3 separate regions of the Homo sapiens genome follow, and all the other regions are linked to region 1. A link is a contact called in ENCODE Hi-C or POLR2A ChIA-PET data. All regions are on one chromosome and are shown on one strand. Each heading gives the region's core, a stretch centred on a gene start or an enhancer-like site at or near the end of the contact. The rest is flanking DNA. Distances are from core to core; before and after follow the strand shown.

Evidence for each region. A loop is a pair of places that touch in the nucleus more often than their neighbours do. ChIA-PET counts read pairs that join two places held with the same protein, here RNA polymerase II (POLR2A). Pooled maps may share reads with other maps.
Region 2: a loop to region 1 is called in a map with no recorded cell type, with 2.7 times the contacts of the local background. The contact joins two enhancer-like sites. A Hi-C loop is called at or near these places in 2 of 37 single-sample maps with no recorded cell type.
Region 3: a loop to region 1 is called in a pooled map, with 3 times the contacts of the local background. The contact joins the promoter of B3GNT2 here to the enhancer-like site in region 1. A Hi-C loop is called at or near these places in 1 of 168 maps with a recorded cell type or tissue (vagina) and 8 of 50 pooled maps. POLR2A ChIA-PET finds 5 or more read pairs at or near these places in 1 of 52 experiments (A549).

Annotation. Positions count from the first base shown.
Region 1 is chr2:62,770,902-62,775,948 of GRCh38, forward strand. EHBP1 (EH domain binding protein 1) reads left to right here. Exons shown (of 23, transcript NM_001142616.3): 5 at 438-491. Among named protein-coding and RNA genes, the nearest start is that of EHBP1, 68 kb to the left of the region's middle. Within about 2 kb of position 3,735, at least 4 of the 41 ENCODE cell types and tissues checked have a DNase peak (open chromatin) inside an H3K27ac peak, as active enhancers do.
Region 2 is chr2:62,216,309-62,221,157 of GRCh38, forward strand. All of the region lies in intron 1 of B3GNT2 (UDP-GlcNAc:betaGal beta-1,3-N-acetylglucosaminyltransferase 2), which reads left to right. Among named protein-coding and RNA genes, the nearest start is that of MIR5192, 13 kb to the left of the region's middle. RefSeq lists an enhancer at 1,336-1,835. Within about 2 kb of position 3,268, at least 2 of the 41 ENCODE cell types and tissues checked have a DNase peak (open chromatin) inside an H3K27ac peak, as active enhancers do.
Region 3 is chr2:62,192,933-62,197,643 of GRCh38, forward strand. It overlaps B3GNT2 (UDP-GlcNAc:betaGal beta-1,3-N-acetylglucosaminyltransferase 2), which reads left to right and starts at 3,183. Exons shown (of 2, transcript NM_006577.6): 1 at 3,183-3,423. LOC124906013 (a long non-coding RNA gene) reads right to left here and starts at 3,081. Exons shown (of 2, transcript XR_007086336.1): 1 at 2,207-3,081; 2 at 1,057-1,975. RefSeq lists enhancers at 1,668-2,275, 2,882-3,488, 4,469-4,578 and silencers at 2,569-2,798, 3,089-3,528, 3,709-4,058.

The DNA of each region.
Region 1 (5,047 bases), core at 2,485-4,984:
GACAGGAAATCAAATACTGCATGTTCTCATTTATAAGTGGGAGCTAAGTGATGAAAACTCATGAACATGAAGAAGGGAACAACAGACACTGCGGCCTATGGGAAGTTGAAGGGTGAAGGGTGGGAGGAGGGAGAGGAGCAGGAAGAATAACTATTGGGTACTAGAATTCGTACCTGGGTGAGAAAATAATCTGTACAACAAACTCCTGTGCCATGAGTTTACCTATGTAACAAACCTGCACATATACCCCAAACCTAAAATATAAGTTAGAAAAATTATAATAAAAATAATGCAAAAGAAAAGAGTAGGCTATTCTGCCTCTCCATTTTTAAAAGCTAGTAAAAGCTAAAAACAAGGCTATATGTATTTTCTTAATTGGGTTTATTGGACTAAAGACATGTATTTCAATTCCATTTCATATTTTGCTTTTGTTACAGGATCCTCATGCGGAAGAATTTGAAGACAAAGAGTGGACATTTGTCATAGAAAATGTAAGCTAATGGCAAATTCCTTCACCTTTCACATTTTCAACTTTATATATGCATTATTAAGGTACATTGGCATTTTGGTGGTAGGAAAAATGTTGCCTTAAGAAAATTAAATAGTGATTTGTAGCTTTTAGAATGTTTTTAATGAAATGATAGCCAGTAACAAAATTATTTGTAAGAAATGCTTTTATTAACACTGTAAGTCTTCAATACTAAATTGTATGTATGTTTGTATGTATGCGTGTGTATATGTGTATTATATATATAAAAAATATATATATATATTCTGTTTGGGGTTTAAGGGCAAGCCCATGTCTTACTCATCTTTTTATCTGTCAGCATCTAGCATAGTGCTTATCACATAGCAGATACTCATCTAAACATGTGTTGGATGGAACCATGAATGACCTTTGAAATCTTTAAAAATAAAGTATGTGGGCTGGGTGTGGTGGCTCATGCCTGTATCCCAGCACTTTGGGAGGCTGAGGTAGGCAGATCACCTGAGATCAGGAGTTTGTGACCGGCCTGGCCAAAGTGGTGAAACCCTGTCTCTACTAAAAATACAGAAAATAGCTGGGCGTCATGGCGGGCATCTGTAGTCCCAGCTACTTGGGAGGCTGAGGCAGGAGAATCGCTGGAACCCGGGAGGCAGAGGTTGCAGTGAGCCGAGATTGTGCCATTTCACTCCAGCCTGGGTGACAAGAGTGAAACTCCATCAAGAAAGAAAGAGAGCAAGAGAGAGAAAGAAGGAAAGAAAAAGAGAGAAAGAGAGAAAGGGAGGAAGGGGGAAAGGAGGAAGGGAGGGAGGGAGGGAGGAAGAAAGAGAGAAGGAGAGAAAGAGAAGGAAGGAAGGAAGGGCGGGGCTTTAACTGTTTATTTGGGTTGAGAGATCCTAGATTGGTACCTTAATAATCATCTTAAGTTAATTTACATGTTGTGGAATCCCAAGTGACTAGAAGGCATATAGTAGGTATTCAATAAATGTTCATTTACTGGGAATTAAAGAAGACAGCCCATCCAAATATAGTGATTAATAATGTAGGCTTGGAATTCTTGGAAAATCTGTCAAATAAGGGAGTGGACATAGGATGAAATGGAAAATATGTTAACATTCCTTCTCTCCAAACATTTATTAATATATTAGATTCACAGAAATCTAATGAAAATAATACAGATGACAGGAGTCAGGTAAACCTGATTTCAAGTCCTGTCTCTTCTACTTACAAGCTCTGTGATCACTGGGAAATTTCTTAAATTCTCAGTCATACAATTATAGGGTTGCTTGAAGATTAAATAATTTTCAGTGAATATTAGCTTTTACCATTGCCATCATCATCATGACTGTTCATCGTGATAATTGTTAAAGTTCTAAAATGTCTTTATAACAGGCTTATCACATGCTTTGTGTAATATTCTTCCTTTCTATGCCTGACTTTGGTATGTATCTCAGTGACAAAAGGAATTTTTTGTTTATTCCCTGGCAGTAACTGGGCCATGTTTAGGACTAAAGAGCTGAGAAGTTTGGTAGTGAGATCAGGTCCATTATAGATTTACTTTCATATTATGAAGTTATGAGATTTCAGAAGGATTGTGAAATTGCTATATTCTTAATGCATGGGAAAGAGCACAGATGTACATGTTATGACCAAAGCATTTGAAATACATTAACTCAAGAGAATACACTAATTTATATACTCTAAATTAGGGCAACTGTCATAAATTATGAACTATATCAAAAGGATGAGTTTATGTAATTAAACCGAAACGAGACAAACAAAACAAAGGAAGTGCTATATTCTCACCTGGAAGATAGACGAGAATGGGGTAGATCTCCCTCTTCAGTTTTCAGGAGGACATTAATTTCTTTCTGCCAATATCAACTCCTGTATAGTGAGATTTGAGAATAATTTTTTTTTCTCTGTCTAGGTGTATTAACTCTTTTTACCTGCTCTGGAAAATCTAGGCCAGTTTTCTGAGATGTGTACAGGACCCCTACTTGCATAAGTAGATTTAACGAGGGAAAAGTTTTATTTCATTCATCTCTGTATCTACCACAATTTTTTTTTCAAACCATACTACCTTTGGGGTAGTAGCTTCTCAATAAATATTTATTGAAGGAGTGAGTGAATGAATGGTATAGTTAAACTCTGTGAACTGTTATAAATCCTGTAAGGATTATTCTTTTTAAGAGAAAAATACCTGTAATCCCAGCACTTTGAGAGGCCAAGGCAGGCAGATTGCCTGAGGTCGGGAGTTCGAGCCCAGTCTGGCCAACATGGTGAAACCCCATCTTTACTAAAAATACAAAACAATTAGTTGGGCTTGGTGGCGTGCGCCTGTAATCCCAGCTACTCGGGAGACTGAGGCAGGAGAATTGCTTGAACCAGGGAGATGGAGGTTGCAGTGAGCCGAGATCGCGCCACTGCACTCCAACCTAGGTGATACAGCAAGACTCCATCTCAAAAAAAAAAAAAAAAAAAAAAAAAAAAAAAAAAAGAGAGAGAGAAGAATAACGTGAGTAACATCCATCAACTATACAGAAGAAAATTTGAAAAGTAGACCCTAGAGGCAGTAAAACAGCATGTGAAGGATCCATATGCTGTTACAGTAGGAGCTCTTCTGATCAACTTTATTGAACTTGCATAAGCCAATCTCATGAGATTTGTCTGTATTACCATCTGTGGGATTAAATATTCTTAGGCTGGGCATAGTCTCTCACACCTGTAATCCCAGCACTTTGGGAGGCCAAGGCGGGTGGATCACTTGAGGTCAGGAGTTGGAGACCATTCTGGCCAACATGGTGAAACAGCGTCTCTACTAAAAATACAAAAATTAGCCAGGTATGGTGGTGCATGACTGTAATCCCAGCTACTCAGGAGGCTGAGGCTGAAAAATCACTTAAACCTGGGAGGCAGAGGTTGCAGTGAGCCAAGATCGTGCTACTGCACTCCAGCCTGAGCGACAGAGCAAGACTCTGTCTCAAAAAGAAAAAAAAAAAAAAGAGAGAAAAGAAAGGAAGAAAGAAATGTTCTTAGACATTTTCTTTAAACCAAAATTTGATATAAGTAGACGTTGCATTTTTCAAGTATTAGCAGTTTGCTTTACTTGACATAATCTAATGAGAGATTTTTAACCTTTTAAATAGATGATTCAGTATTCATTCATTCAGCACTTAAGTATTCATTGAGCGTGTATTATGTGCTAGATACTGTTCTAGGCATTGGAAATGGTGGTGTATAAAACATATGATTCAAGACCAGCCTGGGCAACACAAAGGAGACTCAGTCTACAAAAAAATAAAAAAAATTAACTGGACGTGGTGGCATATGCTTGTGGTCCTGACTGTTCAGGAGGCTGAGGTGGGAGGATTGCTTGAGCCCAGAAGGTCAAGGCTGCAGTGAGCTGTGATCGTGACACTGCACTCCAGCCTGGATGACTAAGTGAAACCCTGTCTCAAACAAAACAAAACAAAAAAAACCAGATAACAAGTTAACAAATCTCATCGCTGTGTAGTTTACACTCATATGTGTGTGTGTGAGAGAGAGGATAAAAATTACTGTATGAAAGATTTAGTATGTTAGATAAAATAAATACATAATGTATGCTAAATATATATAGTAGGTTACATAAATGCTCTATGGAGAAAAAAGGAAGAGGGATAAGGATCCCCCGTCTTTATGATTACATAGTTATAATGAGCCACCTTATTATTTCTAAAGTCTCCAAAAGAGAATTGGGGTATGCTTGTCAAATTTATTTAAAATATATTTTAATAAGAGAGTTGATGAAATGAATATTGTAAGGTATGGGAAAGTTTTAAAATAACCTTGGCATTCTATATATAAACCTCTCCTAGGTTATAGCTCCCCTCAGTGGTGAATGATGAAATTGACTTTTGCTGATCATTATGTAGCAATAACATGTTACAATGTTATACTTTCCCTTACATTTTAATGTGCTTTCACATTTCATGCAAAAGAATTAGTGAATTTCAAAGAGCTAAAGTTCTTCTCTTTGTCTTGTAAAACCTCGGTTTTGTTAGAAATTCTGTTGGTATATTGTCCTGACACTGAAAAGGTATGCTCTTTGAATGGAATTGTAATACCTTTCTTTTCTTTGCACATTGTGTTACAACCCCACAGTTAATAAAGAAATGTTGAGACTTTAACCGTAATGTCCAGTAGTAGCATTAGTAACAAAGAGTGAAGTTATATTTAATATAAAATATCCCAATAAAACAGAAGTCTCCAAATATATATCACTGTAACAAATTTATTGGACCCTTACTATGTACCAGGTACTATGTATAATAGAATGCTTTATACACATTATCTCATTTGCTCATTATAATAACTCTGGTGTGAGTCAGATATAACCCTATTTTACAGGTAAAGAAAGTGAGGTTTAGAGAGGTTAAGTAACTTGCCCACAGTTATATAGCTAACAGGTTGGGATTTTATCCAGTCTTGTCTTTCTCCAGGGCCTTTGCCCTTAACCCCTACTGCAATAACTAGCTACCTTAATAAGAAAGATGAAAAGAGATCATTTGAAATTGTAGA
Region 2 (4,849 bases), core at 2,018-4,517, 560 kb before region 1:
TGCTTTGGTCAGAGTGAAACCAGCTGAAGGTCATCTCATGTGGATGGGTGGGAGGGAGGCCTGGGGGAGGAGGGATCATAGCTTCTGATTTTTCTTTTTTTTTGTTTTTTTTAAAGAGATAGGGTCTCACTCTGTCACTCAGCCTGGAGTACGGTGGTACAATCTCAGCTCACTGCTGCCTGGATCTTCTGGGTTCAAGCAGCCCTCCCACCTCAGCCTCCTGAGTGGCTGGGACCACAGGTGCATGCCACTACACCCAGCTAATTTTTTTTTAATGTAGACATGGGGTCTCGCTATGTTGCCCAGGTTGGTCTCGAACTCCTGGGCTCAAGCAATCCTCTCACCCTGGCTTCCTAAAGTGTTGGGGTTACAGGCGTGAGCCATGGCACCCAGCCCATAGCTTCCGATTAATAGAACGGTGGGACAGTAGGAAAATGGGCGCCCTTGAAAACCATGGTTTTGCATGGGAGAAAAAAAAATTAAAAACAGCCTCTTAGCTAAGAAACTAAGGTCTTGAGAAATTGGCTTCCCCGGGGTCATAAAGTCCACGTGAGTCACTGTCTGTTTTCACAGCTTGGTAATCTTTCCCATGTTCCAGTACAATGTGTAGAAGAAACTAGAACTAGAAGGCCTGGGCGCAAGCCCTGACTCCATCACTTGCTGGCTGGGAACCTGGGACTCTCAAAGCCTCATTTTTTCTCATTTTCTTTTAGGGGAGAGATGAGTGGGGGCTGCATTTTGCCCAGAGCCTAGCCTGTAGAGTCACTAATGTTACTTAAGATAGTACACTGCCTCCCATATCTGATGGTTGACTCGTAGTTTTGTGGGTGAAAATGTATAAATACAGAGCTTTTAAAAAGTTACTTTAAGAAGATTAACCATGGAAAATTAGACACAAATCCCTTCAGTTCCTGCGGTCATAACCATACGCAGCAGCGTTTGCTTCCGTGATTGTGTGATGGTTGAAAACTCGCACTCTGGAGCTATCATTGCCTGGGTTTGAGTCCTGGCTCTACCATTTACCAGCTGTGTGACATTGGACAAGTTCAGTCACTTGTCCACCCACCCCGTGCCCCCTACCCTGTGCCTCAGCGAAATAAGCAGTGGGAATTTAGAGTATCTGCCTCAAAGGATTGCTGGTGCTTGGTACATATTTGTTAAGGCAGGTGTGTTCATGTTTCACTATTACATGTAGGAGCCCTTAGGACGTGGCACAGGCACAAGGGAAGGTGTGCAGGTAATAGGGATGGGTGTTGTGACAGCCTCTATGCAGCACTGTAGGGGTCGAATACGGCGATGCTGACACAGGCTGGGGGTGGGCTGTGGAACAGGGAACCCCGCATGGGGCTGTGTGCTGTATCCCGGTCCCCAGCGTGCGGCGGAAGAGGCTGCTTACAGGGCAGACCTTTGGGCAGCGTTAAAGGATGTGAAAACACCCTCTCATCCCACCACCCTGAATAAACCCACTTTGTTTTTGTGTAGTATTTTATCTAGATTGTCACATAGTTTCAGCATCATGTCTACTGTTTTGTAAGCCATTTTTCAGCTAAGGTTTTCTCTGTTATACTGTCTTTCTAAATATTTTCATTTCATTAAACAAAACCAACTGAAGTTTCAAAACTGTTCTGTCCCTGTTGGGGACAAGGTAAAAAGCTAAGGTTGCTTTGTGTTTGTATATGGGGTTTTCTCTTATTTCTGTTACAACAGAAAGTCTGTGTTTCACAGCGAGAGTTTATAACATCTTCCCCCAGCTTTGGGGTGAGTTTTCTTAAATTCTTCTTACGCAATGTAACTTCCTGCTGAAGAAAGGACATTGGAATTGGGTTTTCTGTCTGCGATGGGAATGTTTAGTCAGATATTTAGAGAGCTTTTTCCCACAGATATTTTTATGGGGGTCACTGCTTTATCCTCCTTTCCATGAACTTGGCTTTGTTCTAAGAGCCTACTAGAAGCCGAGTTCTCATGCAAGACACTGTGCCCAGGTCACAAGTGCACGATGACATTTAACCTTGATGGAAATGTGCAGTTGAGAATCTTGTTTTCTCCACCTTCCTCTTCAGATTGGCTTGAAAGAAATACCCTTTAGCAAGTAATGGGAAGAGTTGCCTCAAATTGAGCCTTTGGGAATCTGAAGTCTTTTACAAGAAAGGCTGATCTGTTTCCTGAGGTGGGGCTGGGAGCTTGTAGGTGCCCCCATTTCTCTTTCTTTGGAGCCTCTTTAACTATCAATGTACCATGATCCCGTGCCATAATCAGCCTGTGGGACTTCACTGTTGACCTGGTCCAGGTAACTAGAATGTGGTTGAGCCTCATAGAAAAAAGAGATCCAGAGAGTCCTGGATTGGGAGCCAGAAGGTGGTCTTGTCTAAGCCTTGTCACGTAACTCTTCCATAATATTCAGGCAAATCATCAGTCCCCTCTGAGCTTCCATTTTCTCCTGGTAAAGTGGCATCCCGTGCAATGAGAAATGAGCAGGAAAATGCCCTGCGGGCTGGAGGCCTTGAGCACTTAAATGAAAGTTGAGGGTGGTGTTCCCGGGAAGGCCATTCATTAGTCCCTGTGTCTTGAGCCAAGGTGATGTGAGAACTGTACCTTGACGTGGCCTTGATTGAGGAAATAAAAGGCTGAATTGTAGCAGATGAAGTTGGAAATCTTGCCAGGGGTCAGCAAGCTTATTCCTCAAAGCATCCTCAAAAGAAGGATTGGTGTTTTCCGTGATAGAGGCTTCAAGTGGTTATGGCTGGATTCCAGTTATTCATGGCCTCTCCCATAATCTAGATGTATAAACTTGTTAAATTATCTGGAGTCATTTTTACATGTTATTCACTCTGTATCTTTCCTAGGAGAATTAGCTCTGGAAGTTCACAGCCTCCTATGTAAAGTACTGTGCTTCCCTTTTTTCTTCCCTAAGCTGTCCTCTTTTACTCCAGAAATTTTGGTAAAGGTCTATTAATGTTTAAATCCCTTTACTGAGTTAAATTTTTGCCGGGTATTAAGCTGTTCATAGTATGTGCTGTTTTTTCCTGAGTAGTTTTGCTCTGTCACCCAGGCTGGAGTGCAGTGGCACGATCTCAGCTCACTGCAACCTCAGCCTCCCAAGTAGCTTGGACTACAGGAGTGCACCACCATGCCTTTTTTGTATTTTTAGTAGAGGCAGGGTTTTGCTGTGTTGGCCAGGCTGGTCTCAAACTCCTGGCCTCAAGTGATCTGCCCACCTCGGCCTACCAAAGCAAAGTGCTGGGTTTACAGGCGTGAGTCACTCTGCCTGGCCCCTTTGCAAATCTTTTTCTTCATTGTAGTTTTTCACCATCACACATTTCCTGTTGCCCTTCCTTCCAGACTAGGAAGGGCCTGAGACCTAGAGACAGCAGTACTGGGTCAAGGGCTCACTTTAGCATTAGGAGAATTGTCCCAAGTTAGAGAGAACCTTTTCTTTTTGAGAAGTATTTGAGAAATAACTGGAGTTATCACGGAAGTCTCCAAAGGTATGAGGTTAGGTTTTTCAAGAGTAGTTTTGTGGGCAGGGGACCAGGGAGTGGGTGCTGCTGATTGGCTGTGGATGCAATCAAAGCCATGTGCTGAGTCTGCAGGGGTTGGGGGGAGTCATGAGTCTCTAGTCTGGGTGGGGTAAGTCTGAGAAACATTCAGAAGACCAATCTTAGTTTCTATAATAGTGGTGTTAACTACAGGAGCACTTGGGGAAGTCAAAGATCTTGTGGCCTCTGGCCACATGACTTCTGAGCAATACGGGATTATAAAAACTGTGCTTACATTTTAGCAGAATTCAGGCCCCTCTCAATCCTAATCTTGTGACCTTTCATTAGCCTCAGCCCCCTGAACAAGGAAGGGATCAGTTTTATGGAGGGACTGTTACCATCTTTGCTTCGAAGTTAAACTGTAAACTAAATTTCTCCCGTGGTTAGCTTGGCCTATGCCCAGGAATGAGTGGAGACAGCTAGCCTGTGAGGGTAGACGCAAGATGGAGTCAGCCATGCTAGATTTCTTACTGTCCATAATCTTTGCAAAGGTGGTTTCAGCAGTAGTAAATACAAGCAACCAGATAAAGGTCTACTAGGCAGATCTTTACAGACACACAATAGCTTGTGAATTCCTGTTGATCTCATCTGGGCTCTCTAATATGTAATAGTTTTACAGCATTCTCAGCATGACAAATATTTTTCTACTTTACCGTTTGTTAGAATCCAGTGAACTTAAAAATCCTCTCCTTTCAAAAAGCAAATACTAGATTAAAATAGTTGCAAAGCTTTCTTTTAGGGATTGGAGAAGTGTAGCTACCTTTTGGCATGGTACAGACTTGGAATCTGTTTGCCTTGGCTGGTATTCCAGTCTGCCCTTCTTTAAATGTGTACCTCCTCAGGTATAAAATGGGAATGAGTAATAGTACCTAAGGATAAATTCCCAGTTGAATTAACCTGATAAGAAAATCTTCAGCTCTTTATAGAACATTGCCATCCCACTTTTTTGGGCTATCTTTTAATGTCACCTTGGTTTAAATGTTCATTCTTGTATAGGTCATCCATGTCAATAGTGTTAGAACCTTGGATATCCCCAGCAAACCATCTCATTACTCATTCTTTATTCTTCCATTGCCCACAGCCTGAAATCTTTTGATATTTCACTAAAATATCATTTGTATTTCCCTTTTTGCTACAAACAATAGAGATCTTAAATATACACTTCAGGTTTGACATATGCATACATCCGTGGAGCCTTCATCAGGATCAAGACCTACATGGTACATTTCTGTACCCCAGGAAGTTCCTTCCTATCCTTCTCTAAGCCCACCACCTCCATCACTTTCAGATTTCTAGAACCTAAATTCATTTTG
Region 3 (4,711 bases), core at 1,933-4,432, 580 kb before region 1:
TGTCTCAGGATAAAGTCCAAACTCTGTAATGTGGTGTACTGGCCCTGCGTGATCTAACCCCTGCCTGCCTCTCTAACTTCCTCCTCAACCACTTCTTCCTTTATAGTCTGAACCAGCCAGGAACTCCTCATGGACTCCCCAGATGATCTCACCACCTTGCACTCCCTGTGGCCCATATCACAATTGTAATTAATTAATAGTGCATTTAATTGTTAAGCCCCTCTCTCCAGCTAGACTGTGAGCTCCAAGCAGGGAGTGTGTTTGCCATGTTCACCACTCCAGCGCCTAGTCCTGTGCTGCATCTAGAGGATGGCCAGTACATTTTTGTTGAATAAGTGAATAACACATCTCTGCCTACTGATGATGGACCTGGGTCCCAACCTAACAGTAGGGACTATAGCCAAGCGATGTGGAATCTAGCATTGAGTTACTCCCCAAAAGACACAAGGTAACTATTGTAGATATACTCCCAACTGTGTTAAAGCCACCATGGAGAAAATGCCCTTATTTATTTGAGACGGAGTCTTGCTCTGTCGCCCAGGCTGGAGTGCAGTGGCACGATCTCGGCTCAGTGCAACCTCCACCTCCCGAGTTCAAGCAATTCTCCTGCCTCAGCCTGCCAAGTAGCTGGGACTACAGGTGTCCACCACCACACCTGGCTAATTTTTTTGTATTTTTTGTAGAGACGGGGTTTTACCATGTTGGCCAGGGTGGTCTTGAACTCCTGACCTCAAGTGATCCGCCCACCTTGGCCTCCCAAGGTACTGGGATTACAGGCATGAGCCACCGTGCCTGGCCTAAGAATACCCTTATTTTTAAATTTCATGGCCTGGGCAGCCTTGGGCAGCGAGGGACACAAGCTTAATTTCCTAGTTGGTTGCCAGCTGACATTGTAGCAGCTCCTTTACTATAAACTCCTTGGCTGGCCGTTCTTGCAAGCATGTCTGTGGCTACAGGGAGTGCATTTAAAGGGAAGACACATATGCATGGAAACAATATACCAATCTGATGGCACAGAAAATCTTCCTTAGATGTCCGCTTTGTCTCAACACTGCATTTAAATATCAGACAGCAGCCTAGAGATATCTTTATTTAAACCCAGGAACATGGACTCAATATTATTTTGATACAGAATGAAGACATAGACTTCATTTATTAATTTATACTCCCTAGAGTTCTTTTTTTTTTTTTGAGACAGAGTCTCACTCTGTCACCCAGGCTGGAGTACAGTGGCACGATTTCGGCTTACTGCAACCTCCGCCTCCCTGAGTTCGGCGATTGTCCTGCCTCAGCCTCCCAAGTGGCTGGGATTACAGGTACATGTCACCATTAATTTTTGTATTTTTAGTAGAAACAGGGTTTCACCATGTTGGCCAGACAGGTCTCGAACTCCTGACCTTGTGATCCACCCGCCTCGGCCTCCCAAAGTGCTGGGATTACAGGCGTGAGCCACCGCGCCCGGCCTCTACTTCCTAGAGTTCTTAGAGAATTTCTAGCTTCTGTTTCTTTAAACATGTTTTATTAGCTTTCTAAATTATGAAAGTAAATACAACTGGAAAAATACAAAATCCAAAGTCAAGGGAGTAAAAAAATGTAACTCCCTTGTTTCCCCTCCCCGCGTAACCGTGGTTAACAGTCGGTGTGCACCCTTACAGATGTTTTTTCTATGAAAATACAAACATTCGACTTGTTTCTTGGACTTTACCTCGCAGTCCGAGGAGAATCATGTGAACAGCATGAAAGCAGCATGGTCCGAAGACTGCAAACCATAACATTTCCATATCTACTGACTCTGAATTCCTGTTTCTAGAGGACCCGCACCCACGTGGCTCTGTGCATCCGCAGCAACTTGGTCTTTCTTCCTTTGCTGAGTTTGGTTAAGGGAAAGGGCCGATTATTGAGTGGGCTCAGTTCACAGGTGCCTGAAATTCCTACTTAGCAATGTTCCTTTCCAGCTGATTCCGCCTCCGAGAGCCTTAGGAAAAAATGCTAACAGTTAGGAGCGAAGCGTCCTTAATTGCTCAGTCCAATTATCTAGATGGGTCCAGGTTCGGTTTCGATTCAGAGATAAGGACCAGGGGGCGGGGACGCTTCCAGGTGAGCCCCTGGTTAGGCTTGCCTCCCCGCGGAGCGCACGCGGGTCTCGCTGGCTGGACTGGGCCTTTCAAGACCAGGTAACTTCTCCATCCGGTATCGCCAGGCTTACCTGGGGGCCTCAGAATTGTGTCAGCTGCGTCTCTGAGTCACCTTGGAACCCCTCGAAGGAGCGCGGGGCTAGGAGGGCGCATCGGTGGGCCCGGGGACCCCGCTGCTAGGTGTGGTTGGCGCCAAGGCCGCCTCTGGCCGGCGGAGCCCTGCAGTGTCCGGAGGGTGCGGTCAGAGTCCGGCCCTTTAGGCCTTGCCTCGGTATCCGCCTTGCCCCTTGGGCCGCGGCACGGGTTCGGGCCGAGCGCCCGGCATCTTGCGTTTCTGGCTTCCTGAGACGGGCGTGGGACCTCGAGGAAACCACTCTGCATGACCCCACGAAGAGAACTAAGGACCACCCCCCACCCTTCCTGTCCTGGACGGCTTCATAAGCCAGAGGATCCAGTGGCAGTACCAAGCAGGGCACCACTCTGGGTCGTGAGCACCTAAGAGGTGGAGCAAAGGTCAGACCCCAGGGTGGCCCAGGCCTCCCTCCCCCGCCTCCCCGGCGGGGCCATTCCTCACCCGCCCCAGCACTGGAGGGGGCGGCCGGGGTCGGTCTAGTTCCGGTTACAAACTGGACAGAAAAGGCCACTGGAGTCTCGCTAGGCGATGCGCCTAGTCCCCTAGCCTCAGACGAACCGCAAGAGGGGCCACCCACAACTGGAGGGGCGGAGGCTGGAGCTGAGTTTCATTAGTGTTTTTGGAGCTGCCAGGCATTTCCAGGGGGGTCGCCTTCCTAGAGGCCCCCTTTCCCCAGCTTAACCCTCGGCTTTGCAGGAGGGTGCGTGGGGGCTGGAGGGTCCCTGGAAGCCGCAGGGAGCGCGGGCCCGGGTGGGTCCTGGTACCGGGTGGGGAGAGCGGAACCCTCCCAAAACTTGGGGCGCGGGGCGGGGCCGTCGGGCGGTGACGTGAGGGGCGGGGCCGGGCCCCATTGGCGGGCGGGCAGGGGAGGGGCGGGGCCGGGCGCCCGCGGCGGCTGCTGCGCCTGGAACCGGAGCCTGGAGTGAGGCGCAGCGGCAGCGGCAGCAGCGGCAACAAGTGCCGGAGGCTAGCAGAGCCAAGCCGGAGCAGTCCCTGCCGCCGACACCGCCGGGCCGCCCGTCCGGGGCGCCGCGCATGGAGCGTGAGCTGCGGCGGTCGCCGGGCTGAGCCGCGCGGAGCGGCCGGGACGTGGATGTGGCCGCGATCTCCCGCCCTTGCCCCCGCCCCGCCGAGCTGGAGCTGCTCCCGGACAAGGTAGGGCCCGGGCGCCGAGCACCCCCGCCGGCTCCCTCCCCGCTGCCCTCTCACCGCCAGGCCCCTCTACCAGTCCCCTTCCGCCTCCCTGCTTCCCGGCCCCACCTTCCGGACACCCTGCTACCCCCGCCCGGTTCCTCGCCGGTTCCGGCTTCGTACCCGCGCCCCGGTGGAGGAAGCCGTCCCTAGGTGGCTCCTGCCGCATTTAAGCCTCCCTTACCTTCCCGCCGTCCCAGCCACCCAACCTCAGCCCAGAGGGAGAGGAGAGGGACACCGCCCGCTGCGGGGCTTTGGAACCTCCCAACCCATTCCGTGCCCACCTCGCCCTGGAGCCCGGGGACCTTCCCCCTCCTCGCTGCACCCCAACTTCCGGGGGATCCGGCGCCGGGGCGATGCGGGCTTTGGCAAGGGGCATCTGGGGCCGGGCCTCCTCATCCGGGGCGCGCGGGCATTTCGGGGAGGGGGGCGCGCGTGATTCCTCGCTCGCACCCCCGCACCCCACCCTCGCACTGCGCCGGCCTCCCGTGCCGCATGGGGAGATCAGGTGTTTTGTGAGCCAAAGAGCCGCCGGCAGCCGCTCCCCACCCCCCACCCCCAACCTCTGCCACTTCTGTCTCCGGCTCCCCCAAAACTGGTTTCTGCCAAACTTAGGGAAAACCTTTCGCTTTGACCTTTTAAAAAAAATATTCCACACTGTTTGCGTTGAATGATTAACCAGGCTGCTAGCCCGAGTCGTGGGGGTGGGGTGGGGCGGGGTGGGGTGGGTGCTGCCAGGCCAGGGAGCGCCTGAAGCCGGACTCTACGAGACACCCCTCGTGGGAAGGTGGGCGTGGGGGGCCCTGCCGGGGCTGCGGGCGCGGGACTGGCGGCTACTCCAGCACGGCAGGCGGACCCTTCTGGAGGCAATAAACCGAGTCACCCGGTTAATTTCCAGGCCACGGTATTTGAAACTCGGGGCTGGGGAGCCGCAGAACTCCCTGTACCCCCATCAAGTAGAGGAGCCGTCGGGAGACTCCCCACAAGTGTCACAGCGTCAAAGCTCATCTTTAAAAATATGTACATTTATAACCTGGGTTGGCGAGGCGGCGCTCTTCTGCCCAAAACGTAGGGGTGGTTAGTTTGTAGAGTGGGCTTAGCTCACAGGTGCCTGAGCTGTATCCCCGTGGCCGCCTCAGCCACCCCAACTTCTCAGAAAGATTGTTTAGAACAATTAAACTATATTCTTTTGCCCTTCTCTTGTTGGAACCCTACCGTAATATCCGATAGCGAAGCCAGTTGGTGAATATAG